Regions from separate parts of the Homo sapiens genome. Here all the other regions are linked to region 1. Evidence: chromatin loops called from intact Hi-C (ENCODE). Cell type or tissue: dorsolateral prefrontal cortex. All regions are shown on one strand. Region 1 overlaps ASTN1 (astrotactin 1). Region 2 holds the start of LOC105371625 (a long non-coding RNA gene). Region 3 overlaps BRINP2 (BMP/retinoic acid inducible neural specific 2). Region 4 holds the start of BRINP2 (BMP/retinoic acid inducible neural specific 2). Region 5 overlaps CRYZL2P-SEC16B (CRYZL2P-SEC16B readthrough). Region 6 overlaps LINC01645 (long intergenic non-protein coding RNA 1645).

Region 1 (5,000 bases):
AAATGAGGCCAAGAGCTTCAAGGTCCCACAGCTAGTAGATTGTGAGAGCTGGGATTTGAATCCACTTTTGTCTGATTCTTAAGTCTTTTAGGTCAGAGAGGAAGAAGAATAGAACTCTGCTTCATTATTAATCAATGTATTGAAGATGGGAAGGGAATTTTGACTTTTTCAAAAAGATTTGCACTCCAAAACTTGAGAGATGGGTCCACATCAATTTTGTTTGTTGAGTAAAGGATAGTTAAAGAATCTTTTGGTCTACTTTTGGTGACAAACATAGGAATTGCCTACCAGAGAATAATGGTTTGTTCTTTATACAAGAAAGCACTGCTTGGCATTTCTCTTCCCAGTCCTCATGATTCTCCATTTAACTTATTAATTCTAAAGGAAGATTGAAGTAGTGTTTGCTGACAAAAAAGCACTGGGTTTCTGAGATTCATCACTTCTTTTTGCACAGTTGTAGTCCTGAATGTGAAACAGCTTCAGAGAGACCACTAAGCTTTTGGACATCCTGGATATATACAGGACATTCATTCTGGCCCTCTCAGACTCATGAAGAATGCAATGGACAATGGGCTGGACCTTTGGAGGCACTGGTTGGAAGGATTTTTAAAGTGGTACCCGAAGGTGATTGTAGATATGACTCATCGACTTTATAAAAGAGTTCTCTCTTATGGGGTCCAGGGAGCTCTTTGTGATTCCCTTCTTGTTTGCTATGTAATATGAGCCCATTTAGAAACATCACGAGGCATTTCAGCATTGTTGTTTCCCAGAGGAAACAATGAGGAAGTTTTACCTAGCACGTTAAGGCAAAGGACTCTATGACTATAAATATGGCATATAATTCATCGCATACTTGCATTTTGTTTAATAATCGACCCAGAGCCAAGCTCAAACCCTTCCTTGATTATAAGAGAACTGTATAACTACTCAAACCAAAAATAAGAATGACGGCTTCAAATAGAACTAGCCCTCAAATCACTTCACCCATGACTAAATTTTCACTGACAGGGAGGCTTACGCAACCCAGTCAACTGTGTGGCTACGGGTATTTGCAAAGTGGCCACAAGCTGACCCAAGACTCCCCCCTCCTCCAGCCCCTCACCAGGCCCCCAATCTTTTTCAATATACTGTACGGATTGGGCGGAGCGAGTGCGGGTGGGGTGAGGTCTTTGATCCTTGGTGTGATTTCTGGGCAAACAGCCCTTCATTAATGCCTCATGGCATTTCTAAATGGGCTCATATTACATAGCAATCAAGAACAGAATAGCAGAGAGCTCTCTGCACCCCATAAGAGAGAACTCTTTTTATGAAGTCGATGAGTTGTAGCTCATAATCACCTTCTGGAACCACTTTGCAAATCCTTACAACCAGTGCCTCCAAAGATCCAGCCTATCAAGCATCACATTCTGATGAGTCTGAGAGGAACAGAATGAGTGTTCTGTGTGTGTCCATCATTCCCCAAAGCCCAGTGGTCTCTCTGAAGCTGTTTCATGCAATGTATGGAAAAGGGCTCAAGCATTTCAGAAACCCAGTGCTTTTTTGTCAGCAAACTCTACTTCATTAAGAAAGTAAGTAAAGGGCGGACGTGGTGGCTCACTCTTGTAATCCCAGCACTTTGGGAGGCCAAGGCGGGTGGATCACGAAGTCAAGAGTTCGAGACCAGCCTGGCCAACATGGTGAAACCCCGTCTCTACTAAAAGTACAAAAATTAGCTCGGCATGGTGGCGCACGCCTGTAATCCCAGCTACTCGGGAGGCTGAGGCAAGAGAATCGCTTGAACTCGGCAGGTGGAGGTTTCAGTGAGCCGAGATCACGCCACTGCATTCCAGCCTGGGCTACAGAGCAAGACTCCGTCTCAAAAAAAAAAAAAAAAAAAAAAAGGCAGTAAGTAAAATCCCGGCCCCCCCACCAAAAAAAAATCAGTAAAGATACAGTTTCTTTTCAAAAAAGATTATTGAAATTTCGCCATGCAAGTCTTGCCAGAGGGCTTGAGGGTCTCCTGGTTGGCTCTTACCCACCTTCTAATTATACGCATTTCCTAACTGACCCGCAGCCCTCCTTGTTGAGAATTTGTTCGAGTCTGGGAAAAGAATTTCCACGACATGACCGCTAGATGGTGATATAAGTCTAAAATGACTTTCGTGAGCGGGAGGAAAAAAAAATGGATAAATCTCACTTTGGCACTGTAGAAAATAAACTATGAAAAAGTAACACACGGCTACTTTAAAAAAATGTTGTGGAGGTACAATTTTTCTTTAACCGGAGAATAAAAAATTAGAGACTAAAACAATTCCGTAACATTTACCCGACAGAGAAAAATATAGAGGGGCATAGATGATGACAGGATAATTAAAGGAAAATTAAATTCCGAAGGGAAAATAACCCCTACCCCCAATATCCTTAACATGGAGTAAACACTACTTCAAAGGGGAAGTAATATGCCACCAGTGCCTTTTCTCGCACCTTAAATCCCCAAATACCCAGGCATGCTCCCCACGCCCCCTCCTCTCATTACTAAGCATGTACCGTGCTCATGACAAATGCGGCCACTAGAGGGCGCTGCGACCACAAACACTCCGGAGCTGAGGGTCCGAGGGCCTTCCTGCCCTCCAGCTGGCCATCGCTGGGTCCTGTCATAGCTGTAAACATCTGAGGGGTTGCTCCCCTTGCTACTGTTTTCTGGCGATCCCAATTAAAATCAAGATGCAGCGAATCCCCCTCAAAGCCCTTCAGTTCTAGATACCTAGCAAGATTAGGGAGTAGAGAGGAATGGGAAGGATGTAGAAATCCGTGGAGGGAACCCACCAAACTCTTGTTTTAATTCAGAATCATATTTTCTGTCTCCGGAAAACCTTCAGGTCCACATAAAAAGAGCCCCGCCGGAGGCCAAGACCCACTGCCTTCTGGTCCCCTCGCCAAACAGGATGGGGCTGTCTGGAGAGGAGCTGGATTTGCACAGGAGTGATGAGCAGCAAGCTCCCAAAAGCTATCTATTCAGTTTCCAGCAAAGAATAGAGATGTGTGTGTGAGGGAGATTTTTCAAAGAAGAAATGCATTTCCTATGTTCAGTTAAAGATACAATTGGGAAGTACTCTTTAAAATGATGGAGTCCAATGGTGAAAGCCCAGATAAATCTCCCTTAGCCCAAAGAGAGCACCTATAACCATCACGTCTGTGGTAAGTGAGAGTCGTTCAGGTCCTAAAAGCTTCAGGAGAGGCTGATCTTTGACCGTTGCTTTTAACTCCTCCTGTGTGGGAGTGAACAGTGGGGGAGGTTTGTGTGTGGAGTGTTGCAGAAGAAGACCCTGCCTTACTTCCTTGTGAATCAATGGCTCACCCCCTCCACTGCCCACACCTATTACAGTTCTTTAGGGCATCTTCCCTCTTCTACCCTCTAGAGTCTGAGTAGAACTGCTCTAGAGGTTGGAGACACTATGCTGTCTTTTAGCAAAATAAATATTCTAGTCCAATAAATACACTGCCTCTCTGGACAGAAGAAATAAGCTACAATTAAGGTCTCAAAATCTTATAATTGACAAAGGTGCCTTTTGATAAAGAATACCCAGGTGTGGCTCCCTCCCACCTCTGTTTGCAGAATTCACTCCACTGTTGTCAGGGAAGGTCCGGAGTCCAGTCAGGACACTTCAGTTTCTTACAAATAGAAGAACATCCAACCTGGAATGTAGTTAACAATCCTAAAACTGCAAAGCATTTTGCAAATACAGCTTGCTATAAATAAATGTCATTTGCTTTAGGCTAAATCTGTATCCTACAGCATACAGTGGATGAGTTTCCCCAATAGAATATTGTGGTATGAGAATATCGCGTCCTTAAAGCTCAACATGTCATTGTGGATGTGCACATGGCCTTAGGCATGTATATAGTGGCCCACCTAAATTCAGGAGCACATGAGGGTGACAAAAGTGACCGGCCCATTCTCATGCAGGGTCTGCTCTTCTGGTGGTAACTGACAGGCCATGAGGTGAATTAGTTGTTAGGAAGTAAATTGGTACAATTCCTATAGGATTCTGAGGCTGCTTAAGAATCTCTCTCCTGAGTTGCTGCCCAAGGCAATGAGATGCTAATGACATCACGGCTAGAATGACAGAAGCAGTTCATTAGGCAGCAAAGAAATCAAATGCAAGCTAATCAAATCCCAGCTTTTGGAGACAGCTTAGGATCTACAGGAAAGAAGGCTTGATGTGGGGCAAATGAAGCACAGCCACCCTGAAGCCCACCAAAACCCTGCATTCCAGGATCTACCCCAACCCCCACCCCAGTCTACTGCTCAAGCCAGATGTCCTCGAGTCATCAAAATTCACACAGAAGTCTATCCACCCAGTCTCTAATCAGTCTCTTGGGATGTACAATCATGTCTTTGGACAGAGAGATCACTATGGACTTAAAATGAACTGCTAGACCTGCCATGATGACATACTCTCTGAGCTCAAATAAAACACAATGCAATGGATTAATAATTAGGGAAAAGAAGATAGGACATAAACTGACCATCTTTTTCTCCACTTCTACATGAAATAATAAGTGCCTTGGGGTCAGGAACTATGTCTTTTTTACCTTTGAAACGTCTTTGCCTAGTTTAGTTCTACATATCTATCTCCATATATCCATGAACATATTGGAGTGAATATATTAAGTCATGATCTTAGGTTCACATTTTTACAAAAAGTCAAACACAAAGAAGAAAACCAAACCATTTGTAAACAGTTCTCTAGTCCTTTACTAACACATCAAACAGTAAAGAAGAAAGGAGAAAGCATTATTCTGATGACAGCCAAGTCTATATACCTGGCCAGGATCTCTCCCACAAGTAACAAAACCTCAATATGCTTGCTTGGACATCTACTTATATGTCCTACAGACACCTCAAACTCAACATGTCCCAAACTGTGGTCGTCATTTCCTCCGTACTCTCCTCAGCAGCTATTCCTCGTCGTGCAGGTCCTAACTCAGCAAAACGCACTGCTAACTTCCTAGTTGCT
Region 2 (5,000 bases), 360 kb after region 1:
ATAAGGCTTCTCAAAATATGGATCCGCTTAGTCTATTTCAGAGTGTTCATGTTGACATTTGCACTGAAGGTACAAAATAAAACTGCTGGTACTTTAATTTGAATAAAAGCAGTCATACCACATAACACTAAGAGTCATGTATTCTTCATCATTACACACTTGCACCTAAACACATAAGCACACATGCACACACACACACACACACACACACACACACTATCTTCACTTAAGAATGTCCTTAAAGCAGTAACATTTATTACTTTTATTAAATCCTGACCCTTGGGTACATGTGTTTTTAATATTCTGTAAGATGAAATGGGAAGTGCACATAAAGCAAATCTGAGGCTACTTAAGTACTATAATTATCTCAAGGAAAAATACTTTTGTGGTTGAGTTGCAAGCTGAACTAGCCACTTTTTTCATGGAACTCCATTTTTTCTTGAAAGCACAGGCAACAAATTGTGATTATTCAGACTTGAGTGTCTAGCAGGTGTTTCTCAAAAAAAAAAAATGAATTAAGCCAGACTCTGCAAGGAAAACAACTGACAGTATTTGTTGCCAATAATAAAATTTAAGCTTTTAAATGAAAATTCAAAGTTTAGAAAACTTGCATTCATCCTCATGAACTTGACATTTTCCTAATATTTAAAGACGTTGAAGAGATTGGTCATGATATTAAATAGTGAGATGTTTTAATATTATATAATGAAAAGTGTCAAAATGTGGAAGATCTGCATAACTTGGTGACCTGATATTTTCCAGATGACCAACACATGATGTTACAACATTATGCAGGATAAAAAGATCCATTCAAATTACAATATAGAACACTGGATTTAATGTAACAAAGCATGAAAAGTTCACTGATATGATTTCAGATTCCATATTGTAACTAACCTTTAAGAAACTACCATCTGTTTAGTTTAGTGTAGTACCAAAGATGAAAATCCACAATTATGAAAACAGATTGAATGTAGAAGCAAATATGAGAGTGCAGCTCTTTTCTGCTAAGCCTGATATTAAAGAGATTTGCAAACATGCAAAGCCATGCCACTCTCCTTGCTAAATTTGTTTTGTTTCAGAACATACAGTTGTCATGAAAATGTTATGTTATATGTAATGGGTTTATTAATGTTATCTCTAAATGAAATAACAAATGTTGATTTTCTCGGTTTTGATTTCTAAAATGGTAAATCTCAATAGCTCTAAGCCACATGTACAAATATGGGGATTCAATAATTTTTAACAGTATGAAGGGGATCAGAGATCAAAATATGAGGGCAGTGGTTCTAGAGCAAGCTTCCTGACTTCACAGGTGAGTAACTGAGGCCATGAGAGGGGATGTGACTCATTCACGGTAAGACAACTGTGATTAGATCACATCTTTGCAAACCACTGTTCCAATGTTTGTTTTTTCTACTACTCAACACTGTAAACCATGACTTCATGTGAATAAGCTAATCAACTACTGTCTGATGAGAAAGTTGGCTGGGAGAGGCTCTGATGTAGATCAGTGGAGACAGAGCTTTCTTACAGCATGTGAATGACAGGCCAGGTGAGAGGCCAAGGGGCCTCTTCCAGGCTCTGGGCACCTCCAGCTGAGGGGATGTGGGCTGAGAGGAGATGAGTGGCTGCAAGTGGAGGAAGAACATTACCTACTTCAGATTTTATGCCTCTTGCTCTGAAACGAGGTCAGCTTTTCCTTATCCCTTGGCTTTTCCCCCAGGGAGTTTGCCCGTTGGAAGGTGAACAACTTGGCTCTGGAAAGGAAGGACTTCTTCAGTTTGCCATTGCCTCTTGCCCCAGAGTTTATCCGGAACATTCGCCTCCTTGGAAGGAGACCCAATCTGCAACAGGTTACAGAAAATCTGATTAAAAAGTACGGCACTCATTTCTTACTTTCTGCCACCCTTGGAGGTAAGCAACATCACAATCCCAAGCTAATTGGTTGCCAGACCATTGGAAATAACGTTAAGACTCGTGTAGCGTAGCTCCAACAGTCTTATCTTCTTCCGGGCCTTTTATTGCCTGAGAAGTCTTTCTGGTGCATTTGAAAACAGTGCAGTCTCTTGACATCTCAATTTACCCCAGAACATCTCTATTTAATTATTCCCTGAGGAGGGGAAGTTGGGTATGGCGGTTGGAGGTGGACAGGCTCCTAACAAGCACTTGCCAGCAGGGGGCACTCCCAGTTTTCGCTCCGCTGAGTCACCCAACCCCTGAGGCTTCGCCACTTTCTAATGTTTGCTGTGGCTACAATGGTCAGACCCACAGGCAAAAAAGTCGAAGTCCCTGGAGTCCCTGACCCCTCTTCCTCTCTATAACGATTGGAAACTGTCCAAACCAACTCCAGTAGTTCTGGGCTGATGAATCATCCTCTTGTGGGGCGGAGAGTGGGGGTAGGGTGGAGCAATGTGGGCTAGGACCCAGGGCAGGATCAAAATCTCTGAAGATGCAGAGCTCCCTCTGCCCTGGGAAGAAGGAAGCAGGATTTATTATAACATTTAGCTCACTGTCCAATCGACTAAAACAAGCTCTCCCAGGGCTCGGGCCAGCTGTCGGCACGCGGCAGGTGTTGAGTGTTTGATGGGGAGGAGGGAGATGCCCCTTCAAGGCTTTTGCCCTTCCTGAGGGAGCAGAAAAAGCCACGAAGACTCCTCGTAAACAACTTGAGAGAGAGAATTGTGTCTCCCCTATGAAGATGGATTGCTTGAGACAGAGTTCAATAGAAGATGTTAAACAGATAAGCTGAGGGCAGGGGGACTGAGCTTTGGAAGAGGGCCTTTCAGGCAGCGAGGCCGCTGGCCTGTGGCTCCCTCTGATGAGCTTCTTCTAAAGATGGTAAGGGCTGGGGGAAGAGCTTGGCAGCAGGGGCTGCACTCTCTCTCAGCTGTGTCTATCTTGGCCAAGGGTTTTATGTTCCTATTGGTAGGGGATTCGAGAGCAGAGAGCGTCACCAATACACTCGTGTTGTTCACCATAGGAGAAGAGTCCCTGACCATTTTTGTGGACAAGCAGAAACTGGGAAGAAAGACAGAGACAACAGGAGGTGCCTCTATAATCGGGGGCAGTGGGAACAGCACAGCTGTGTCCCTGGAGACCCTGCACCAGCTGGCCGCCTCCTACTTCATCGACAGAGAGAGCACGCTGCGACGGCTGCACCATATCCAGATAGCCACGGGGGCCATCAAGGTAATGACCTGAGAGGTACAGGGAAGGGGATGGGGGAAGCACTGAGGAACCAGGGGGAGGCCAGAGCCTCAACCATCTCTAGGTCAGCTGGGCCGACTGATGGAAGAGGAAAAGAAGCTTTCTGATGAAGACACAGCCAGCCTTCAGACACGATGGGGTCATTCATTCCACTGCAGACACTCACAGAGCACCCACTCTGAGGCAGGCTACAGCAGAGGCACGTCTGTGAATGGCAGTCAAGGTCCCCATGCTCACAGAGGTTGCACTCTGGTGGAGGATGGAAAAACAACAAAGTTATTTCTAATGATAAATAAAGACAAGACAGAGTCATAGGTGTACATTTCCTGGGGCGTGGGGAGGGAGCAGCTCATACGATTATTATTAGATTGATCATGGAGGGCACTTTGGGGTTTAGACTTTGAGCTCTGAATGATAAGAAACCAGCTGTGTGGAGAAGTGAGCGGAAAGTGTTCAGGCAGACAGAACAAAGTACTAAGTACTTGTTCCAAGTAAGTACTAAGGCCTTTTAGCAGGAACCAGCCTGGTGCCTTGTTGGGGCACAGAGAAGACTGCTGAGATGATGGGGAGGTGAATAACAAAGAGAAGATGAGGTTTGGCTGGAGCCAGGTTATGTGCCATGAGAAGGAATTTTAATATAAGTGAAAGTGCAGTGAAAAACCACTGGAAAGATTTAACAGGGGAGTAACATGATCTCATGAGTGTTTTTAAGAGATCAATAGTTATTGTGACTTTAATAACTATAACCTTCATCATATCTTCTCTACTTACACCTAAGAGGTTTCTAGTAAAGTTCATGTTGTTTTAGGGAAAACCAGTGAAAATACTGTACTTGAGAATACAGTTTTTTAAAAATTCTAAGCAAAATGTTAAGGTACTGAAAATACTTCAAAGTTGTCTTATATCCTGCTTTTATCCCATGTGAAACTCACAAGCAAATTTTGTTTATTTATTAATTCATTCAATAAGTATTTACTGAGCACGTATTATTTGTCAGGCACTGTTTGGGGTCCTGAGAATACAAGAATGAACAAAAGCTGTAAAGTTCCTGCCCTGATAAAGCTTGAATTCTAATAGCAGAGAGATCATTCATAAATATACAGGCAATAGCTCATTTTGTTATGGTTTGCTTCATTGCATTTTGCAGATACTGTGGTTTTGTTTTTGTTTTTGTTTTTGTTTTTACAAATTGAAAGTTTATGGCAACGCTGTGTCAAACAAGTTTCCTGGCACTATTTTTGGCACTATTTTTCCAACAGCATGTGCTTACTTCGTATCTCTGATAATTCTCACAGTATTTTAAACTTTTTCATTGTTATTTTATCTGTTATGGTGATCTGTGATATGTGACCTTTAATGTCACTTTTATAATTGTTTTGGAGTGTCACAAATTGCACCCATATGTGATAACAAACTTCGTCAATAAATGATGTGTGCTCTGACTGGTCCACCAACTGGCTGTTCCCCTATCTCTCTCACTTTTCTCAGGCCTCCCTATTCCCTGAGACACAACAATATTGAAATTAGGCCAATTATTAACCTTAGTGGCTTCTAAGTTTTCAAGTGAAAGAGTCAGACATCTCTCACTTGAAATCAAAAGCTAGAAATAAATGATTAGGCATAGTGAGGAAGGCATGTCAGAAGCTGAGAAAGGCCAAAACCTAGGCCGCTTGCAACAAACAGTTAGCCAAGTTGCAAATGCAAAGAAAAAGTCCTTGAAAGACATTAAAAGTGCTAGTCCGGTGAATACAAGAATGATAAAAAAGCCAAACAGCCTTCTTGCTGATATG
Region 3 (5,000 bases), 280 kb after region 1:
TATACACACACATCTATACACACATATGTACGTATGTATTCACACACACGCACACCCCGTATATACACATGCATGCATCTATACCTTCTGAATGAATATCTCTTATAATAAAAGGTTAAAGAAATGATTTGGCGAGCAGATGAAATGGGTGGGACAAGTTCATACATATTTAATATACTCCCAATGCCTATTTTATGATAAAAATTGTACTAGGTTCATTTTTACTTATATTATCTCATTTAATTTTTATTACAACCTTATGAAGTAAGTGTCATTCCTGTTTTGCATATGGAAACTGAGGAAGGCAAAGCATAGAGGAGCAACCAACATTCAGACTCTGGGCTCTTGCCCCTGCACCATGCCCTCTGCCTTCCACCCTGGGTGGCTCTGAGGTTCAATGGGGTGGGTGACTTTTGGGTAAGACAAACCTGGGCATCAATCTGGTCATAGTCACTTACCCACTGTGTGACCTCTGCTATGTGTGGCTTGTATCAGCCTCAGTACCCCCACCTAGTAAAATGGATATTACACCTTATGTTGCACAAAAATTGTAAAGATTAAAGACAATGATTGACAAATAGCAGAGTTGAGCATCCTTAAGCCTGGAGGAAAAGGTTTCCCTGAATTATACAAGGACATATTCACAGTGGTTTTCATCTCTCAAAAAAGCAGTGGAAGACTTTCATCAATAAACCCTTACCTAAAACCCCAATATATAAAGCAGATAAAAGGGGAGCTCTCTCGTTGGAGCAGGCCTAGGGGGTCTGGAGCTCCGCCACCTGTTTCTTCTCTTTCCTCACCCACAAGTGTTCCCTAGGGCAACTCCTTGGAACCTAAAAGTATTCAAAACACATTGAAGACCACTGCAGAAGTTCTTTAAAAAGCAAAACTTGTGATTCATTTAAAATCACAGGTGATATATTAAAATTGATTTTAAAATATAAGACTTTCACTCACCCAGACACATCTGCGAAGTTCTGTGAGACTAGGACCAATCATTGTTGTTCTCCCTCGTTCTCAGTAATTGAAAATGCAAGGAGTTCAATGTCTATGAATGAGCGCCTGCTGTGTGCCAGGCACTATACTAGATGCTGAGAGTATGCACTGTAAGATCTCTTTCAAGTCTAACAACTCTCTATGAAGTAGATACTATTATTCTCGTTTTGAAGATGAAAAAATAAAATGGGTACAGAGAGGTTAAGTCAATTACCCAAGATCTCACATCTAGTGAATAGTGGAGTTGGGATTCAAACAAGTGTTGCAGGATGAATTAGAAAGCCAGAATTTTGCCATTAACTCCTGCAGCCTCTTCAACAGTGGACTGGGAGGAACAAGTGCCTTGCTCAAAGTTTCGTGCTTTTTCCCAATACTCCTCAGTTGTGATTTTTTTTCTTCTGTTTTCATTAGGGTACCCAGGTCTCCCAGAACGAAGGCAGCGGTCCTCCCTCGCGGGGAGCCCCAGCTCAGGGAGGGCAGAACATCAGGCCCAGCGGCAGCGGGTAGCTGGTGACTGGGGCCTGCCTGTCCCTCACTCCGGTTCATGCCCCATCCCCACCACGAGGCTGCCGGGCTGAGAGCGCGGAGACTCCTGCTAGGCTGTAGTCTGGCAGGCCGGGGGACTGGGTTTACTGGAAGAGTGTGAGGTGGGGATGCAGAGGGAGGTCCTTGAAATCCCCTTGAGACATAGAAATAACTAAGCACGCAGTGAGGACTGTGGGGGCAGCTAATGTCTGCCACCCCCTCACTCGGTGTTCAGCCATTTATCATCAATACGTCGTTAGGCAGGAGCAGGGGCAGGTGGCTGACGGGTGTGCCGGCGGCTGGCGGGGTCTTGGGAGGCGCCCTGCACACGCCTCTTCTTTCTGAAATCTCCGACCTTTCGGATTTGAGCCGCGAGGGACCGCGGAGCAAGGGCAGCCTCCTCCGGAAGCCTCGGGTCACTAGAGACCCCTAGAGGCGAAAAGCTGTGTTACAAGCCCCCGGCCGCAGAGGCGCAGGCGGGATTCTTGCCCCGGAGGTTGCCGAGGAGTGGCCGGTACCTTTCCTAAAACCCTTATCTGTAAGTACACTCCGGCAAGCTCGAAAGGGACAGCAGGGGAGCCATGTGTGCGTGCGCGTGTGCGGAGAAGGAATGGGGAGGGACAGTTGCATTTGCAGAAGCAATCCTGTCTGGAACTAAGCTGATTAGTCCTGGTGCCGTCCCTCCCTCCCTGCCCCACCCCTCCCATCCTCCCTGCCCCACCCCTCCCATCCTCCCTTAGCTCCCTCACTCAGCCTCACTCAGCCCCTGCAGCAATCCAGAGACTGCCCTCTTTGGCAACTCCCCACCACCTCCATCAAGATAATATCCTTCCCTCAGGGCCCTTCACACCTCTCAGTAACCTGATCAACTAATTTGTGTTAAGGTATTAATGACTAATAATGATTTAATGTGCTGCCCTCCCAATTAACACTAGAACATTTCAAAAGAGAAATTCACAGATTTTAACCCAAGTGAGACATGGTGCTTTTCCTTGTTGAGAGGAATTGTAGGCCCTTCAAAACGAACCATACAGACAGCTGCTGATTCTTTACATACGCTGCATCACTCCTGAGCTTAGCAATGTTTGGAGGCTTTATGCAAAGGCTCAAGCAGAATTTCCCAAAGAGGGCTGCTCTGAGCTACAACCCTTAAAGAACGCACCAGTACAGGCTTAATGAAGAAAAGAAACCTGGTGCCGCAATATCATGTCTTTAGAAGTTTCGATGGTTTTTTTTTGCTCTCGTATGTGACGACATGGTCATTGAGAGAAGAGGCTCAGGCATGGTGAACTTGGGTTCAAGTCTTTGGCAGGCTCTGCTACGTACCATGTATTTGATCTTGCCAAGTTACTTTACTACATTAGCCTCAGGATGCACATCTGTGAAATGGATGTGGTACAACTCACAGGGTTAGAGTATGAAATGAAATAATGCAGAATTAGTACTCATCAAGTCTGATATGTAGAATGCTCCATAAATGACAGTTCTTTTTCTTAAACTTAGGGGTTTTGTTGTTGTTGTTGTTGTTTTTCTTTTTTTTTCTTTTCTTTTTTTTCTTTTTTTGCCCTGTCTCAAACTCTCAGTGCAGGGCAGCATGCAAATGCTGTATTTATTTATTATTTAAAAGCAGGATGAAGCAATCCAGCCTCCTAGGCATGGTTGGTTTGGTAATGAACTAGATTTCTTTCCAGGTGATGGCAGTGTGTGAGCTTTTTTTTTTTTTTTTTTTTTTTTTCTTTTTCTGCTTCGTTTCTTTAGATGTATCTCACAAATGCAGTGAGCAAAATGGATTTGGCAGTGACTTAAAAAGACTTCATGTATTTTGGAAAGAAAAAAAAAAGCCACAACAAAAACTGGTTTGTTTTTGTGATATATGGTTCATGTGATATGACAAAAATCCATTTTTATGCTTAGGAAAATTGGCTAATTTTAAAACAGTTGACACATGCCATATGCATATAGAGTAATGATGGATTTTGCTCAGGCAAACAACAGAAGAACACAGGGCCAGCAATATCTTTGTTAGGGCTTTAGTTGCTTAAATTCTTATTTGATGGGCAGATCTGCCCCACGTAGGAGAGGAGAGTGACAGGAAAAATGGACTCATCATGGCCTCAGGTAATGGAGTCAGATATTTGATCATAAAGATACTAAGCTTAGGACACAGACACTGTGTTTTCATTAAATCAGTGAGAAGAGACTTGGGAATGTACCAATGTAGCAAGCTTATATTCAAGAAAGTAAACAGTTTATGAAGATATTTTCTGGATAAAAGGTGTGGATGGTGCAAAGGATACTGACGTGGTGAACCATCATATTAAACTTACCCTGGTCATTCTTCCTGTTGGAGACATGAATGATTTTTGAACTTCAAATACTGTTTATAATGTGCTTTGGGTTCCTCTGGTTTACAGTTCTGCATAAATCACACTGAAAAGGGAATCCCACATGTTTTCCATTACTGCTAGATAGGGAAAAGAGACTGCATATGAAAGTAAGATGCTACAAAGATGGGACATTCAATGAGAAATAATTATGAAAACTTTTTTAAAGAGAGAGATAAGTGCTCTATTATCTTGATTTCCTTCCACTTTCAGTTCCCCATACACATCGACCAGATACCCAGCTCCTTATAGGCCGATGGTATGCAATCTACTTGACTCATAAAAGCATTTGGCTTTTATTTTACTTTATTTCTTTCAAGGCAAGATTTAATTAGTGACTGCAGAGAAAAAAAGCTGAACAGCTTAGAGGAGGTTTATGGTTAGGTTTGTAGGACTCAGCAATTTGACATTCTAATCCTGTCATTTCTCACCTTAAACTGAACAGAGTCAGCAGGGTTTTTTCCCCATAATTCATCCAGTTATTAGGTCTCCCCTCCCCTTACTTTTCACCCTCATCCTTTGTTTCATCTAACTTTTTGTGTATGCAGTCCTCTACTACATGGTTCTCCCCAACCCCACCCCAACTCTCAGGATAGCAACAAACAAACAAACAAAACTGATATCTTGGTGGCTCATTCATGACTGAGCCATCTAGAAGATAAATTCTTTCTCTCCCTACTTTAATTCCTAGAATGTGCCATCTATCTCTCATGTGAACTTGACTTCTAAGATGACTGCAGCCAAGGTCCTACAATGATGCGAAGAGGCCAAGTAGTATGTCTACTTCCCTTTTTAATTATAAACTATAAACATTTTGAAGGTAGAGCCTGAGTCTTTTTTTTTTTTAATCATTTTTTTCCCCAGATCCCTGGCTCAATACTGAGCACAGGGAAGACTTTTATGTTTATGCAGTTAAAAATAAAATAACAAAAACCCCAATACCTCATCGTCTACCCCACCACACCCATTTCCATTAAAATATGGGTTACTAGAAAGTTAACAAGAATCTTTCCTATTAAGAATATTTAGTGTTCAGGATTTCAAATGTATATGTTACAAAATTAGGGATGTGTTTCCTTTAAGGCAGTGGTTCTC
Region 4 (5,000 bases), 270 kb after region 1:
CGCATTCTGTACACAACTACCAGGTTGATCTTCATGAAATCTAACTTTCATTATGTCATTCTAGTTTTTCTTTTTCTACATGATAAAGCTGAAAACCCATGGTTTAGAAATTTTAAAACTCTTCTAATCTCACACTGTTTTTTAGATAGTTTGCTCACTGCACTATATCTCTATCCTCCCACCACACATGTGCACACAGACACACACATCTCTCAATCAAATTAAAATCTATTTCCTATTTTCACTCCTCCCATAACATTCTGTCCACCTGAAGTGCAACACTCTTTATTCTTCAGATTGTCCCATCTCTCCAAGCTAATCTGCAGCTGCACCTATGCAGTGAGAACTTCCATCACTTCCCTTCTTTTAGCTCCATTCCCTGGGCATTTATTTACATCTCCCCCAACATCTACACATATACATACACATACACTCAGGAAAGCAAGAGCTATTTCCTAATACAAAGTCTTAAATTCAATATTCTTATTTGCAAAACAGGAATAATACATAGTTTTGGGGGTGGTTGTGAGGAGGAAATGAGATTATGTATGTAAACAATGTGACACATTTTAGGCATTTAGTTGGCACTCAGTAGCGATAGCCTTTGCCACTATCACCTTATTCAATTATTTTGGCAAGATAATAGGCTTCAGAGTCATCTTCATGAGATTTTCTCCAGTGTAGTAGTCAAAGCAAATTAAGTAATGTATAGTCCTTGGTGTTTTCCCAGAGGAAATGATTGCATACATCCACCAAAAGACAAGCACAAAAACATTTATAACAAGTTTACTTATAATAGCCAAAAAACCCCAGAAACATCCCAAATATCTATCAAGAACAGAATGAATAAATGCCATGTAGTCATGTAATAGAGTGGTGCACCGCAATAAAACATACAACTACATGGATAAATCTCAGAGACAAAATGATGAGTGAAAGGATCAAGACACAAAAGAGTGTATACTCTAAGATCCTATATTTACAAAGTTCAAGAGCAAGTAACATTAATCTTTGGTGATGGAAGTCAGAATATAATTATCTCTGGGGAGTGGAGGGTTTTGACTGAGAACGTTCACGAACATGCTTCCTGCAGTGCTGGAAATAAAGTGAGTAATGGTTACATTGATGCATATATAGGCAAGAATTAAACTATACACTTGTGGCAATTCTTAATGTATATTCTGCCTCTTTAAAATTTTTTACACGGCTTCAGACTTTATAGGAGAAGAAAGTACAAGCAAGTTTTCTTTTTCAAGTTGTCTTCTTATCTGCCATCACCTCTTTCCTCTCTCTTTTACAGATTTTGGAAATTTTAACTTTCTTTCCATTGAAATTAGCAATCCTTTGTTCAACCTCTCCCTCTATTTACCCACTCCCTTATGCTATTTTAACATTTCAGTATGTTGTCACTTGGGACAAGTTCAGTGGGTCTCTGCCTCTAGAAATCACAAAAGTAAATAACTCAGCAGTTGGGTAGCAATAGATTTAGGCTCTCAGTGGTTCTCTTGGTTATTTTATTCTAGAAAGAGAGCTCAGGACCCTGTGGGACCACCATTCTCTGACATGTTTTGTAGCTTAGGCAAACAGATACTTGCAGTATGCAGAAGGAAGTTCAACGTTGTATAAGATACAGAGAAGAAAATATAGGTGAAAGTGATAGATGTGTGAGTCTGAGGGGATGAATGAAGAAAATTTCTAATTTTTCTTTATTCATTCAGAACTTACGGCTACTTGATGCAGTTTAGCTAATCTCCATGTGTACTTCTTACACATTCATTAAATCTCTACATACTTTTTTTTTCTAGTTCTTTACAAAATAATCTCCGATGTTGCTCTCCATTTAAGGAAACTAAATTGAAAGACTCCTCTCGCTTTCTGACTATATATTTATCTTCTTCATACTTCCCCCACCACATGACTTAGCATGGATCTCCCAAGTTCCTTCCCCAGCTCCAGCCCCCAGCTCTTCCCTTGAATTGGATTTTTCTTCAACTATTACTCTTTTTCCTATGCTCCTGCCAAAATCTAGTTTAGTATGCTAGTTAGCGGGACATGTTTCAGTTTTGTACCCTCATTAGGATATCAAAAATATATACTTCACACTTCAATGTAAAGTTAATATTTTCTTCCCTTCTCCTTTCCTCCCTTTTCCCTCCACCTCCCTCCCTTTTTTCCTCCCTCCCTCTCTTTCAATTCACAGGCCCAGCAACAGCACCTGCTTCACAGAAACAAGGCTGGTCCTGTTCTGATTTCTCTAGTCTTCCTTTAAAAACTAAACGGAGATGCACAGTCCCTCTTCCTGACACACACAGAAGTGAAAGGAGACACACAGAGGGAAAACACCACAGGCAAAACAATTCCCTTTTTTGGAGGGACATTTTTGAAACTTAATCTCTCCCCAGAAACCTGAAGTTCTCCTCTTTGCCTTTGTCCTTACAGTCCTGGTGTGGGGGCAGAATGTTTCCTGATTTAGCTGTCCTGGCCTCTAAATCTGTTTCACTCTCTAGCCATCTTACTGGGTTCTTGCTCTCTTTTGCCTCTCTCTCCTCTTGGGTCTCTGGGGTGTGTGTGTGTGTGTGTGTGTGTGTGTGTGTGTGTACTATTTCTCACTTGGGGGCTCATTTCTAATTAAGTAATCCAAGAGGCTAAAAAATGCACAAAACAACCAAATGAAACCTCAAATTAGATGGAAAATGGCTCAGATGGGTCCCAATCTCTGGGAGTTCTAGTTAAGCAAGCAAACAAAATGGGCTGGGATAAATGATTATTGTAACTCAGGAAGATTAGAAGAAAATGTAATTAGCTCCCCAGCTACTTCTTGTTCCCCAGCCTTTTTAAGAGTGTCCAACGCCCCACCCGTGAATGTACCCAAGGCTTCCTTATACACACCAAAAAGTCCCCACTGCAACGCTGGGAGGGTTAACAGAGCTGGTACCCCAGCCTGCCAGCTCACCAAAGGAGAGAGCGGTGAGGCTCAGAGCCCGCCCCCTGCCAAGCCGCCCAGCCAATGGGCACCTGTGGGGAGTGTGGCGCTGTGTCCCATTGGCTGCCAACCTACATGCATAAGAAAGAAAGAGAGAGGCAGGCAGGGCAGCATTGTTATCTTAAGACACTCATCTGGTGTCTGAGTCTGCAGGTGACACTGCTTAGGTACGGAGCGCGGAGTCGGAGCGGGGACGCGCCGGGCTGCAGCTCTGGGATGCAATCCGCCTGCCTCGCAAGCTGCTCGCCGCTGCGCTGGCAGCGCTTACGCTGAGCTCGGAGGATCCCATTAGGACTTGCCCGGGGATGTGCACCTGCCGTGCGCTCCGAGGTCAGTGGCAGGTCTGCAGGCAGCCGAGGGAGCGGTGAAGCCGGAAGACCTGTCTCTGCCCATGTGCAAGGCAGTGATTTCGGGTGAGAGAGCGGGTGGGTGAGTCTCTTTAGAGTTGGAAAGAAGGCAAAATCTTGGGTTTCTCCTCGGCGGAGGGACAGGGGACTCCCCCAGTTGGGTCTTGCACTTCCCTTACCTCTCCCACCCCGCGTGCGCCCCGGCCCAGTGCCGAAGCCCCACTTCAAAGATGCTCTGGGAGACCGGGATCCTGGCTGCTCAGCGGGAAGGCAGCAGGCAAGTGGTCTAACGTTGGCGGCGGTGGCGGTGGCGGCGGCGGCGGCACCGACAGTAAAGCGGGGAGCAAGAGAATTTGAAAAGAGACATCCGCTCCCTCTCACACGCTGAGGGGGAGGCATTCGCGTTTCCCCAAATGAGAAAGAACCACAAGAAATCATGAAGTAAAAACTTTGGAAAGCTGCCACTGGAGATGTTGCACAAAAACCTGGAATCTTTTAGGAGTCTCCTCCCAGTCGTTGAAGGTTTGGGGAGCAGCTGATACAGCAAGGAGGGCTCTTGCAAGGATTCAAGGTAACAGTGCAGGGTTTCGGTGATTTTTCTCCCCTTTTCATTGTCCTTTTTGGTGTGTCCGTTGGTAAAGGGACCATTTTGCTCTCATACAACCCTCTTGCCCTGGTGCCTGGCAGTGGCAGGCAGAGGGAATGATGCCACCTCTCCTAGTTTCTGTCTTGTGGAGTTGAGCAATGGACTTTGGGGTTGAGCTAGAGATTGCTCTGGTATTGCCTCCTGGTGTTGCATGGCTGTCAGAGGGTTTGGGCTCCCTGCCTGACCTATATTGCTTTTGCCTGGTTTAAGTCCTCAAAGTTAGTGCAACTCCTATTAGCTTCAGAAAATTCAATAGGGCTGCATAATTGCAGAAGATGACGAGGACTTTTGCCTGCCCAGCTGACGCTGGGAGGTTCATTATGTTTGGGAAGGAGCCCAAAGAGCTGAGGTTACAATGCACGATATCTATATTATCGTGCTCATAGAGCCCTATGGCATGTTTCCCATGCACATGCAGTCAGGAAAATAAAATTCCAAACAGTGAACCCTGTAGGTTGCAAATAGTCTCCCCAGGGTGGTGGCAGAAGCCCCATTGATTGACTTGAGCCTGGCAGAGCACTGGAGACACTAGGGAAGAACATTGCTGTGCTGAAAGGTGGGATGTGCTGGTATCATCTAGCAGATCTCTGTCTCTGTTTTTGTGATCATCTGGGTACACTGTCGAATGCTGCCTGTGGTGTGTGTATGTATGTGTGCTTGTGCTCACAGCTGTATGCAGGAAACAGGCTGCCCACAGAAGAACCAAGCATGTCCAGCACCCTGTCCAAATCACGGATGCCTGGAGTGTTCCTGCCTAGTAGGAACACGAACTTGTGAGCTGTTGTTCCAGCCCAGAGGACTCTTCTCCTCACCAAGCAGTCCCTCTGCATGGTACATATTTATCCAGGGTATATAGACCTAAGCCAAATGTTAACCAATGTTCAAGCTAATGCACTGTAATGTGATTGAACAGACCCCTCTGTAAAGAATTGTGTGTGTGCTCTTTGCAGCCCTAGGAGCAGGGTGCTATGAGCAGAAACAAATGTTTTGTTAAAAGGATAACAATTATAAAAGGTCAAGCTTA
Region 5 (5,000 bases), 1.0 Mb after region 1:
AACCACAGTATGGACACCACCCACACAGCTGATGCTCTGAGTGGGACGAAGAAGGGTGAGGGCGGAGGTAGAGGACAGAGGATTTCAAAAGAGGCCGGAGAAGGAGTGCGGAGCAGAGGGAGGGTGAGCAGACACTGGGCTGGGCCTGCGCTCCCACTCCCTCCCACAGGACAGCTGCGGAGGCTCAGAAGAAAGGGAGAGCTGTCTGGAGAGATGGGGAGAAGGAGCTGACAGCAGGAGTGAGGCACAGGCCGGGGCGGCAGGCAGGACGTTCAAACATCAGCAGTGAGGCAGGAGCCTCCAGCAGAGAGGCCTCTGCAAGGTTTTGCCTTCATATTATAAAATACAGACCTTTAGGGGACATAAAAAGAAATCCTACACCCTCCCACGCTTAAGCTAATGAGGAAAAGTTCAGTAGATAACTTAGCCCCAGGTACTAAGTGCCAAAAAGCAAAGCTGCAAATACAGCTGCCTGCAGCTGCCTGACAGTGACGGTGGTGGCCTCATCTGGGCTCAGTTACCTGGAAAGAAGGGATGAAGGATTTGGGGCGGCCCAGCATCTGACAGTACTCGAAGATTTCCGTCCTCTGGATTGCCTCAGTTGTTGCAAATTTCAAAAACTCTTGACTAAAACCAGAGAATAACAATAAAAGAGATTGAGGTGTGGGGGACGCAGGAGTTAAATCCTAGTGGCTCTCCAAACACCAGCTGCAGCCTTTCATGGGGGAGTTTCCATCCTGGGCTGATGCCTGCGGCGGCTTCAAGAGAAGAAGGAGACTCTGGGCTCCCAGAGTGAGTGTTTCACTTCCTCTCCCTCTCCCTCCTTGAGGCTGAGGAAGGAACAAAACAGAACTCTGCACCAGAGGCACTGGGAGGCGGAGGCTGCAGAAAAGGGGGGTCACCTGCCTTCTTGCTGAAGGGTAACTCAAGGCAGGCTACCTCGAAGGACACTGGGCCCTACTCTTAGACACACAGAGAGCTGGCCCCCATGCCCATAAAGCCTGTCATGTACCTGTGAAGGGCACCCCTAGTTTGAGCAAACTCGCACAAAAGAGGGGAGCCATGTAACACTCCGGGAGCACTGAGACCAAAAGGCATGGCAGAGCAGGTGAGGACTGCTGAGCCAGAAATCAAACACGGGTCCATACATTGGATGTTCATTCCACCAGTGAGGATGGGGACTGAGTGAATGTGATCTGGTTGGGGCAGGTGGTGGGCACAAGAGTCTCATGTGACCCAAAATTTCTCCCATCAACAACTTGCTATGGTGTTTAAAAACCACAATCACCAGGTTATTCCTGGGGGTAGGACTTTATTTCCAAGAATTTCCTCATTCAACATAAACCAACGTAAACATAGGAGGGGAGACATATTAGCCCATACACACTTATTGTACATTTGGCACAGAAGGGATTCTTTGACAAGCTAGCCATGTGCTATCAGAGACCAGGAACCTGGAAGGAACAGGCAATGAGCTGGGTACACTGCCTCAGTGGTAGGCAGTGTGGTGCAACAGTTAAAAGGGCTTTGCAGGCTGACTGCCTGGATTCCGAATCCAACTCACCCACACCCTCACTGTACCATCTGAGACAAGTTATTTCATCTCCCTGTGCCTTGGTTTTCCTCCTCCATAAGTGACGATTAAAATCTTTGCTTCACTTCACTTCTTCATAGGGTAAATGTGTAATAATTAAAGGAAATAGTGCAAAGAAAATGCCTGGCACAACGTAAGAGCTTAGTGACTCTTAACACGTATGGGGAGGGGGATAGAGAGATACAGAACAGGGAGGGCCTCTAGGGAGCAAATCGTTCTGTCCATGCATTCATTCACTGAGAGCTGATTGAGGGCCTCCTGCAGGAAAAGCCTAATGCTATGGCCAACAGAGAATGTCACCAGTGGGACTCTAAGTAGCTTGTGCACCAAGTCATTGTAGGGATGCTAGGGCCCCAAAGAGGGACTAAACATAAACTTCTTCCATTTTCCAGTTTTGCCTGGGTAGGCTCTCAGAACAGGCCCAGGGCTGCCTAACACGGACCCACAAGCCTCCACATGTAAAATGTTGTTTTTTTAAAGGAACAAAGTTAGCTTGTGGAGCCAGGGTGCCACCCAGTGGCCAAAGGGCACAATACCACACAAAGGCATCAGCCCACCTCTTTGCAGAGGAGGACCTGTGGCCTGAGGCCCCCGCCAATGCTGTAATGTGGGGCCCACGGGGCATCTCCTTGCACAGACCTGCACAGATAACAATCCCAAATAAGGGAGCCGGCGGTAGCTGAAATTCACATGAGAAAATGAAAAATGGATCCATAAAACCCAACAAGGGCTAAAACAGTCCCTTGGAAAATGTCCTTACTGTTTCCTTTCTCCCAGGTCGCATACCTGTGGCTGCTGCCCAGCAAGACCAGATGGTCTGTCTTCACGGTGTAGTGGCCAAAGGGCACGTGAGCCATGAGATAGCAGAAGTGAGCTGCCTCCACAAGCCCCTTCCCAGCTGCGGGAGGAAGAGAACAAGACCCAATCACGGAGCACACCCGTATGGGGAGCCATCATCTGGGTGGGATGGGAGACAGATGGAAGAGTGGCCTCGGGGGTCAGAGGGGAGAAGCCACATGGGACTAAATGAATGAGCCTTTCATAGCGTGAGTCACAGACCCCTAAACCCCACTCCTCCTCCCACAGCCCATTTGGCCTCAGACGTTACATTTCTCTTCAGCCAGAATAAGGCACAATTTCACGTTCTCCCTAAAGGACTTTTTACGAGGAATTCCCTAAACGTTTTAGTCTTTCCTCAGGGTGAAAAATGAGTTTGAAATGCCTGCACCTGAGCAAAGAAGGAGACTACTGAGAGTGGTCGTTCTTAAACTAGGCTTCCTGAGGCAGCATTGCTTTCCCTGCTGAAGTCAAACATAAAAATCATATTAATTACCAACATGTTTTGAAATGTTCTCCCATACATTTTCCACTGCCTCAAAATTGAGTTAATTCAGCTAGATACAATACCTAGCACAGTGCCTGGCCCCCAAGAAGGGCTCAACAAACATTAGTTCCCTTCCACTCAGGGTGCTGCATGGCCTCCATCTGACTTGGCACAACCTAACCCATAGCTATTAAAGTTTAACAGAGCAATATTTTAAAAAGCCTCATGGGAGCACCATGATTTCTGGATGCTCTGCTTCTTGGCTAAATTTGAGAACCACTGATCTGGAACACTCAATAGCCCCCTAAGCGTTTATAAGGCCACATTCACAGAGAGATGATAGCAAGAAAGACTACAGGGTTAACCCAGAGTGGTTCAGGCAAAAACAGAATTTCCTATCTGATTGAACTGGGTCACTGAGAAATTTACAGCAACAGGAGGCAAGGTGTCCTATGCGTTAACTCCATCCACAGGGGAATCTGACCCAGGGCTAGAAAATCAGCTGCTGAGAGGAGACTCCTACAGCAGCAGAACACCAAGTCTCAGGGGCCTGGCCTGCATTCACTCACGGCAGAAATTCTGTGAAACAGAGAGGCAAGAAGGACACGTGTTTCCCTGGAGTTTCTTTCCCCAAAACATGGAGGCTCCTGGGTCCAGGAAAAGCCTAGGGCATAGACTCTGGCCCTACCTAGAACCTGAGAATCTAAGGGCAGGATGTTTAAAGCTGACCTGGACGGGGAGGGGAGGTGAGGAGAGGGAGGGGAGGTGAGGAGAGGGACGGGGAGGGGAGGTGAGGAAAGGGACAGGGAGGGGAGGGGAGGGAAGGGACAGGGAGGGGAGCGGAGGGGAAATGCTGGTGTCGCTTACCCAGGGTGTCCCCAATGGCAACAATCGCACGCTGATACAGCTCTGGGTCCCCAGCCTGATTCGACAGAATCACAGCCAAGTGAGGCCTCCAGTCTCCCCACTGCTTTTCTCCACAACACTGAAAAGCACCAGAAAAAATAAATGTACAATCATTTAAGAATGGCCAGATGTACATAAAGAAGGCTGTTGTCTATTTCCTGGTTCAGAAGTGGTCAGAGAATGCCCACTCTACCACCTGCAATGCTGCCATTCATTGATTTAGAGCTCTCATCTTTAAAAAAGTAAAACTGTCAGAAGGACACAGATAGACAGATACGTGTACATGCATACATACATACATACATTCACAGGGATATTGGAAAATGGATAAATAAAATGACATTGCTCACTTACTATTTTTCACATTTCTCCCCAGTGCCTGACCCCCAGATAGCTAGAGACAAAACTCAGAAAAACCCTGAGGCTTCAGTGGGAGAAGGAAGATCAAACATCCTTGGCTTATGAGTAGAAGAGGCCACAGCCTGTCACAGAAGTCGGGGGAACACGGGCCTGCTTAATGTCTTACCAAATGCCTATGTTTTCTGGCTCTACAAAGCCCATTCACACACATCCTCTTAATCTTCACAGGAACCCTATGAAGTCTAGTTCCTACTGCCACTTTAAGAATAAGAAAATCAAGCCAAGTGGCCCAGCTAGGACGATGCAGAGGCAGCAGAATTCCACCAGGGGGCAAAAAAGAGTAAGCAGCGTGGTGGAAATGTACAAAGCCCCGCATCAATGGTGTTTTCCCCACAATCTCTCCCTAAGGCTGTCCTACTAAATAAAGGAGAATTTCAAGGCAGAAAATATCAATAAAGAAACAATATAATGTCATGGAAACAACACAGGCCCCAACTCGAGTCCTGCATCTTACTAGCTTACCTACCTTGAGCAAGTTTCTTAATGTCTCTGAACCTTTGTTTTCTCATCCCTAAAATGGAGATCGTAATTTCTACCTAACAGGTTATTGTTGATAATAAAATAAGATAGTTGTGTAAAGCACATCGCATGGTGCTTCACATTTGGTTTGCACTTAATCAATTACATGTAGGTATAAATACACACACACACACACACACACACACACAGTTGGAAGCTCAGCAGAGGAAAGAGGTGATTTGCATAGCCGCCTACCTTCCAATTTGTTATATAGATAGGTAGGGCAGAAGATTGCCA
Region 6 (5,000 bases), 460 kb after region 1:
AACCAGGAATAATATCATTTTTTGCCTCAATCATCCTTTCCTGCCTCTCAATCCACCTTCCTCTGTACGTACCAAACTGTTCCTTCTGCTCTGCCTTTTCGAGTTGTGCTTGTTTCCCTGCTGATCATGTGTACCCTTACTATAAAGCTAGCATTATCTCCACATTTTGTTGCTTCAAAACTGAACACAAGCATAGCCAAGGCACCAAGGAGACACCACTAGCTGTTTGTTGACTTGAACTACACAGAGCTAAAGATTCAAAGGAGAGAAAGCCTTTCTGTAGTTTTTGTATATATTTAAAACTTTCTTAGCTTAGTAGCTGTTGGGAAGTTTAGAAACACACACACACACACACACACACACACACACACACACACACAGAGAGAAATAAAAATAAAAGCAGGGCGGCTCCTGCTTGGGAGAGACCTTGCCCTTCTCTTTTCTTTGCATATTTAGCTAATTGTCATTATTAGAACCCCACCTTCCAGGCAAGCTGGTAGCAGCACCCAGAGGTTTAAAAATTGTTGGGAAGGTGGGGAGACGAGATGGCATCACTCTTCTGTGTCAGACAGGGACTCTGAGTAAGCACAAGTAACAAGGAGACCTTGAGATCAGGGCAGCTTCTGTGAAGAGTGGGCAGGCAAGCTCAGCCCTGGCAACACCTGGGCACATGACTCTTTCCTAAGTCATAGGAGGCTCCCACTGAGAGAGAGACTGTCTTCTCAGATGGTCCATTACTGCAGGATTACAATCGTAAGAATTAGCTTAGATCCCTTATGAGAGGGACCAGATTGAAGACAATATGCTGCTTAGTTTCCCTAGTTCTCTTCCGTTGCAAACAAGGCTCTAAAAATGCTCTGCAGAACTAAGTCATGAATCATGTAGGAGAGAGCAGGAAAGTCTAGGATGAAGGAGGAACTGCTACCAAAAAAATGAAAACAAACCACAGGATGGGGACTCAATGGCAGGAACTGAAGGGTAAAAGATCCTGTAGCAGGAGTCCCACGGATGTGTACAGAGAGATGAGGGAAAGAAGTCTGAGAATGGAGAAAATTGGGGAAAGGAGCAATAAGAGTTGCCAGAACATTGTCCTATGAATTGTGAAGTAGTCCTAAGACAGGTAGATTCACACAGCTGGTGGATTCACATACCTGGGTGGGCACACGGAGAGTTATTTGCAGACATAGATCAAGCTAGTCTCTAGCACCACCCCGGCTCCCCGACCTTCCCTTCTGGCACTGAGGTCATTGGCATCCCAGAGAGGACCAGTGGTCTCAGTCTTCTGACTTGGGATCACAAAGGCAAAACTCTAGAGGCCTCATGCAGGTTATGTAAGTTGAGTGAACCCAACTAGGTATAGGAAAAATCATCCACCTGGATCTCACTATTGATAGAAACCTGGATACAGAAAAATATGTCTTGACCATCAGGGAATCTGCAGTGTGAGGGGATGACAAAAGGGACTGGCAGTCAACCACAATGTCAGAAGACAATGGGGTGTGGTGGGCTAGGTAGTACACAAGGGGGTCTGTGCCAAGCTGAAGGGTAGGGTCACCCTCCTACAACGCATCATCAGCATTGGAGACTGCGTGTCCAGTGCCTGTTACATATGATTTTTGAGAGAAGCTATACTAATTTTTATATGATGTCTGCCAACTTAAAAATATTCAGATTTTTAGATGTTACAATTGATATACACAGGCACGTTGCATTCAGCCTGCAAGCAGTCAATTTAAAATCCCTGCTCCACTCCAATCTTTCTCATTTTGTATATGGGGAAACAGGCCCATAGAGATGTCTTGCCCTCTGTTGCACTGTGAATTGGGGCAAAGACCACATCTAGAGCCTAGGTCTCCCCAAACCCAGGCCTCCTGCATCTCCTATTGTTTCAGCTTGTTTCTCTGGTTTCCTCAGCCTTACTCCCCACTCTCAGAATCTGTTTTGGCCTCGTATGCTGCCCCCTGGTCGTCAATAACATCACTGCATTATTCCACTCAGCATCCTGTGTACCACACATGTACACCTGCCCCCAAAAAGTCAACAAAAAACTTAATCCTTCAGGACCTGTAGTGAGTTGAGTTGTTCACATTCCCACAAACATGTTCACATCCTAATCCCAGAACCTGTGAATGCTAGTTTATTTGGAAAAAGAGTCTTTGCCGAGGTAATTAAGTTAAAGATGTCGAGATGAGGACGTCATTCTGAGTTAAATGAGCAGGTCCTAAGTGAGTGGTGTCCTTATAAGAGGAAGAGCACAGACAGAAGAGGAGGAGGTAATGTGCCCCTGGATGCAGAGATTGCAGTGATGTGGGCATAAGTCAAGCAAGTCAGCAGCCACCAGAAGGTGGAAGAGGAAAATAATAGATTTCCCCTCAGGGCCTCCAGAGGAGGCACAATCCTGCCAACAGGTTGATTTCAGACTTCTGGCCCCCAAAACTTTGCAAGAGCTAACTGTTGTTTTAAGCCACCTGGTTTATTATAATTTGTTACAGAAGCCACAGGAAACTAATACAGAATGCTTTCTTCTGCTAAGGGATAGGAATTTCCTGTGAGAGTAATAACAGTAATAACTACCATTTTGGGGACATTTCATCTGTACCAGGTCCATATGTTTCCTACAGTCCTCATACCATTTTAAAAAATAGATGTTATCTCCTTCCTTACCCCTCTGCCCACCTATTACAGAAACAGGGAAACAGACACCTAGAAGCCACATAGCTCCTAAGCAGTAGAGTCACGATTTGAACCCCAAGTTCTTTATTCTCACTACATTACCCATAGGGAACTCCCTCAAGTAAGCTTATATAACAGTGAACTTGCAAAGCTCCGAAGAGTGGCTCTTATGGTGGAAGTTTCCGTTCTAATAGGTCACTGTAGACATTTTTGTTTGACGATTACTACACTTCTAAGATTTAATATGTTAAGCTAAATTATGCCAATTAATATTAACAGAAAGAATCATGCTTGGTGCACAGCTCTGTGTCCTGGGCTCATGGTTGAGGCAGAGCTGTGCTAATGCACATGACTTTCAGTTGCAGGCATTGTTGGGCTGTGTCCTAAGGTGAATCAACATAAAGAAAAGCCCTGGCTGCTCGTGCACTGATAACTTCATCTTTTCGGACATCTGGGAACTACCGCCACAATGTCTGGAAAAAAAATGACTTCAAACTAATGCAGCAGAGGCAAACCATGGTTTGGCCAAAAATGGAACAGAATTTACAAGGGAAAAGGGAAGTTCCTGGAGTAATATGGTGAGTAGATTCTGATCCAGAAAAATAAGACTTAAGTATGGATTTTAAATGTTAAGCTTGAGTAGTTAGAGAATTAAAGTTAATCCCTTTAAGCCTCAATTTGCAAATCTGTAAAATGTAAAAATAGAAATAATATGTACATATTATATGGAACAGTTTCTGGCACATATTTGGTTCTCAGTGAATAGTGCTTATTAAATTATTGATGCTGTTGCTATGAATTGTGCTGAGCTCACTCTCTGCCTTATTATACAAAATTTTGACTAAAATATTCTGTAAGAGAATATCACAAAACCATCCCATCACTAGCTTATTTTTTTCTTTTTATAGTTATATTAAGAATTGCAATCCCACACCAGAAATAAGCACCCTTTCAAATTATCCTTTAAAATAACTTGTTGCAAGCATACATAAATTCACTTCACGTATAATATTTTTTCAATTGACTTAGAGTCTGTGAAATCAGACTTGTTAGAGGAAAAAAAATCTATAAAGGCTGCATTCATTCATCCACCAGATATTTATGGAGGAACATCTCCAGAATCAATGCAAAGTGCATAATTGCCCTAAGAGCTATGGGTAAAATGCCATGGGATTATAAACGGAAAAACACAGAGAAGTTGGTTAATTAAAAAATTAAGTGTAAATTCAGAAGAGAGAGAATTACTCTTCAGTAATACATGAGGTTGGGGAGGGAATAAGAGAAATGACAAAAAAGCACAACACAAGGGGAGGCTGTGTGAAGGCGGCTGACTTCTGATTGGATCCTAAAGGAGAGGTCATGTTTCATTGTGCAGAAAAAGGGCTTTCTAATCAAAAAAGAGACAGAAAAATTCTACATGTCTAGGGAAAGCAGCAAATGAGTCTGCTTAATGGGGTAAAGGGTAAATAAAAGTGGATATTTGATTTGATATTGGAAAGGTAAGTAGGAGAGGCTTCAAATATAACCTGAGCATTGTGATCCTTAGTTGCTAGATTATGTGTGTCCTTAACAACCTTAGTCAATGACAGATATGATCAGAAATGGGTATTTTGCAATTTAAGTGTGTAGTCTATGTTGGTGGGAATGAAGGCAGAGAGGATGGTTAGGAGACCATTTTAATAACCTAGATGAGAAGAGAATGAATGTTTAGTTGGGTGGATAAGAAGGGAGTGAAAGAAAACAGAGAGTTAGCTGAGAGACCACCGAATGATTAGATGTGCCAGGCTGAGGGGGAAAAAGTCAAGGATGACTCACAAGTTTTAAATCTAAATGTCTAGGAAAATCTTCTGATAGTAACCTGAATAAAGAACATTGAACAGTGGCAAACTTTTCTGGAAAAACTGATATGCTTAGTTTGGTATGCATGAAGATGCCCATCATGGAAATAAAAAAAAAAAAATGAATTTAGAGAAAGTTTGGCCCTGAAGATTGAGAAGGATAAAGCTCTACATAAGATAATAGTAAATAGCCTTGAGTGAGCTTAAGATTACTAGGAAGAACATAAGGAAAAAGAAAAGAAGGAGACATAGACAGACTCTTGAGGGCAACATCTAATTTCATGTGGGTAGAAGTAAAATATCATGCTGAGAAAGGGCAATCTGGGAGTCAGGAAGAAAATAAAATTATTCCAAGGGCTCTGTATTAGTCAAGGTTCTCCAGTGAAAAAAAATCAATAGAAAGAAAAGGAAAGAAAGAGAAAGAGAGAGAAAGAAAGAGAGTGGGGGAGGGAGGGAGAGAAAGATAAATGAGGAAGGTGGGAAGGAGGG

The links. A loop is a pair of places that touch in the nucleus more often than their neighbours do. Peaks named below come from ENCODE experiments on the same cell type or tissue, not always from the same donor. Only the 100,000 strongest peaks of a DNase experiment are listed, where the experiment ranks them.
Region 2: a loop joins it to region 1, with 3 times the contacts of the local background. A loop is called at or near these places in 9 of 110 quality-filtered maps.
Region 3: it touches region 1 in a loop (15-fold over the local background); 81 of 110 quality-filtered maps call a loop at or near these places.
Region 4: a loop joins it to region 1, with 2.7 times the contacts of the local background. A loop is called at or near these places in 81 of 110 quality-filtered maps.
Region 5: it touches region 1 in a loop (19-fold over the local background); 74 of 110 quality-filtered maps call a loop at or near these places.
Region 6: it touches region 1 in a loop (6-fold over the local background); 32 of 110 quality-filtered maps call a loop at or near these places.

What each region holds. Positions count from the first base shown.
Region 1 is chr1:176,895,418-176,900,417 of GRCh38, forward strand. The region is part of intron 16 of ASTN1 (astrotactin 1); the gene reads right to left. Among named protein-coding and RNA genes, the nearest start is that of MIR488, 130 kb to the right of the region's middle. In dorsolateral prefrontal cortex, CTCF peaks have their summits at 2,146 (motif pointing right) and 2,485; a DNase peak (open chromatin) is centred at 2,544; H3K4me3 peaks cover 858 bases; H3K27ac peaks cover 1,847 bases.
Region 2 is chr1:177,254,193-177,259,192 of GRCh38, forward strand. It overlaps BRINP2 (BMP/retinoic acid inducible neural specific 2), which reads left to right. Exons shown (of 8, transcript NM_021165.4): 3 at 1,727-1,917; 4 at 2,984-3,192. LOC105371625 (a long non-coding RNA gene) reads right to left here and starts at 1,847. Exons shown (of 3, transcript XR_922299.4): 1 at 1,660-1,847. RefSeq lists an enhancer at 1,288-2,487. In dorsolateral prefrontal cortex, a CTCF peak has its summit at 2,182 (motif pointing right); a DNase peak (open chromatin) is centred at 2,189; H3K27ac peaks cover 904 bases.
Region 3 is chr1:177,179,907-177,184,906 of GRCh38, forward strand. The region is part of intron 1 of BRINP2 (BMP/retinoic acid inducible neural specific 2); the gene reads left to right. Among named protein-coding and RNA genes, the nearest start is that of BRINP2, 11 kb to the left of the region's middle. RefSeq lists an enhancer at 1,630-2,191. In dorsolateral prefrontal cortex, CTCF peaks have their summits at 1,956 (motif pointing left) and 2,168; DNase peaks (open chromatin) are centred at 1,540 and 1,955; H3K4me3 peaks cover 1,412 bases; H3K27ac peaks cover 3,386 bases.
Region 4 is chr1:177,167,832-177,172,831 of GRCh38, forward strand. BRINP2 (BMP/retinoic acid inducible neural specific 2) reads left to right here and starts at 3,127. Exons shown (of 8, transcript NM_021165.4): 1 at 3,127-3,901. RefSeq lists enhancers at 2,765-3,354, 3,355-3,943. In dorsolateral prefrontal cortex, CTCF peaks have their summits at 3,021 and 3,222; DNase peaks (open chromatin) are centred at 3,020, 3,570 and 4,660; H3K4me3 peaks cover 3,241 bases; H3K27ac peaks cover 1,999 bases.
Region 5 is chr1:177,944,040-177,949,039 of GRCh38, forward strand. CRYZL2P-SEC16B (CRYZL2P-SEC16B readthrough) reads right to left here. Exons shown (of 32, transcript NM_001356506.2): 19 at 3,786-3,903; 20 at 2,381-2,492; 21 at 522-627. It overlaps SEC16B (SEC16 homolog B, endoplasmic reticulum export factor), which reads right to left. Exons shown (of 26, transcript NM_033127.4): 13 at 3,786-3,903; 14 at 2,381-2,492; 15 at 522-627. Among named protein-coding and RNA genes, the nearest start is that of SEC16B, 24 kb to the right of the region's middle. In dorsolateral prefrontal cortex, CTCF peaks have their summits at 2,116 (motif pointing left), 2,317, 4,495 (motif pointing right) and 4,694; DNase peaks (open chromatin) are centred at 152, 2,112 and 4,502; H3K27ac peaks cover 1,855 bases.
Region 6 is chr1:177,353,815-177,358,814 of GRCh38, forward strand. LINC01645 (long intergenic non-protein coding RNA 1645) reads left to right here. Exons shown (of 4, transcript NR_126001.1): 2 at 3,033-3,251. Among named protein-coding and RNA genes, the nearest start is that of LINC01645, 4.7 kb to the left of the region's middle. In dorsolateral prefrontal cortex, a CTCF peak has its summit at 1,961 (motif pointing left); DNase peaks (open chromatin) are centred at 1,212 and 1,947; H3K27ac peaks cover 685 bases.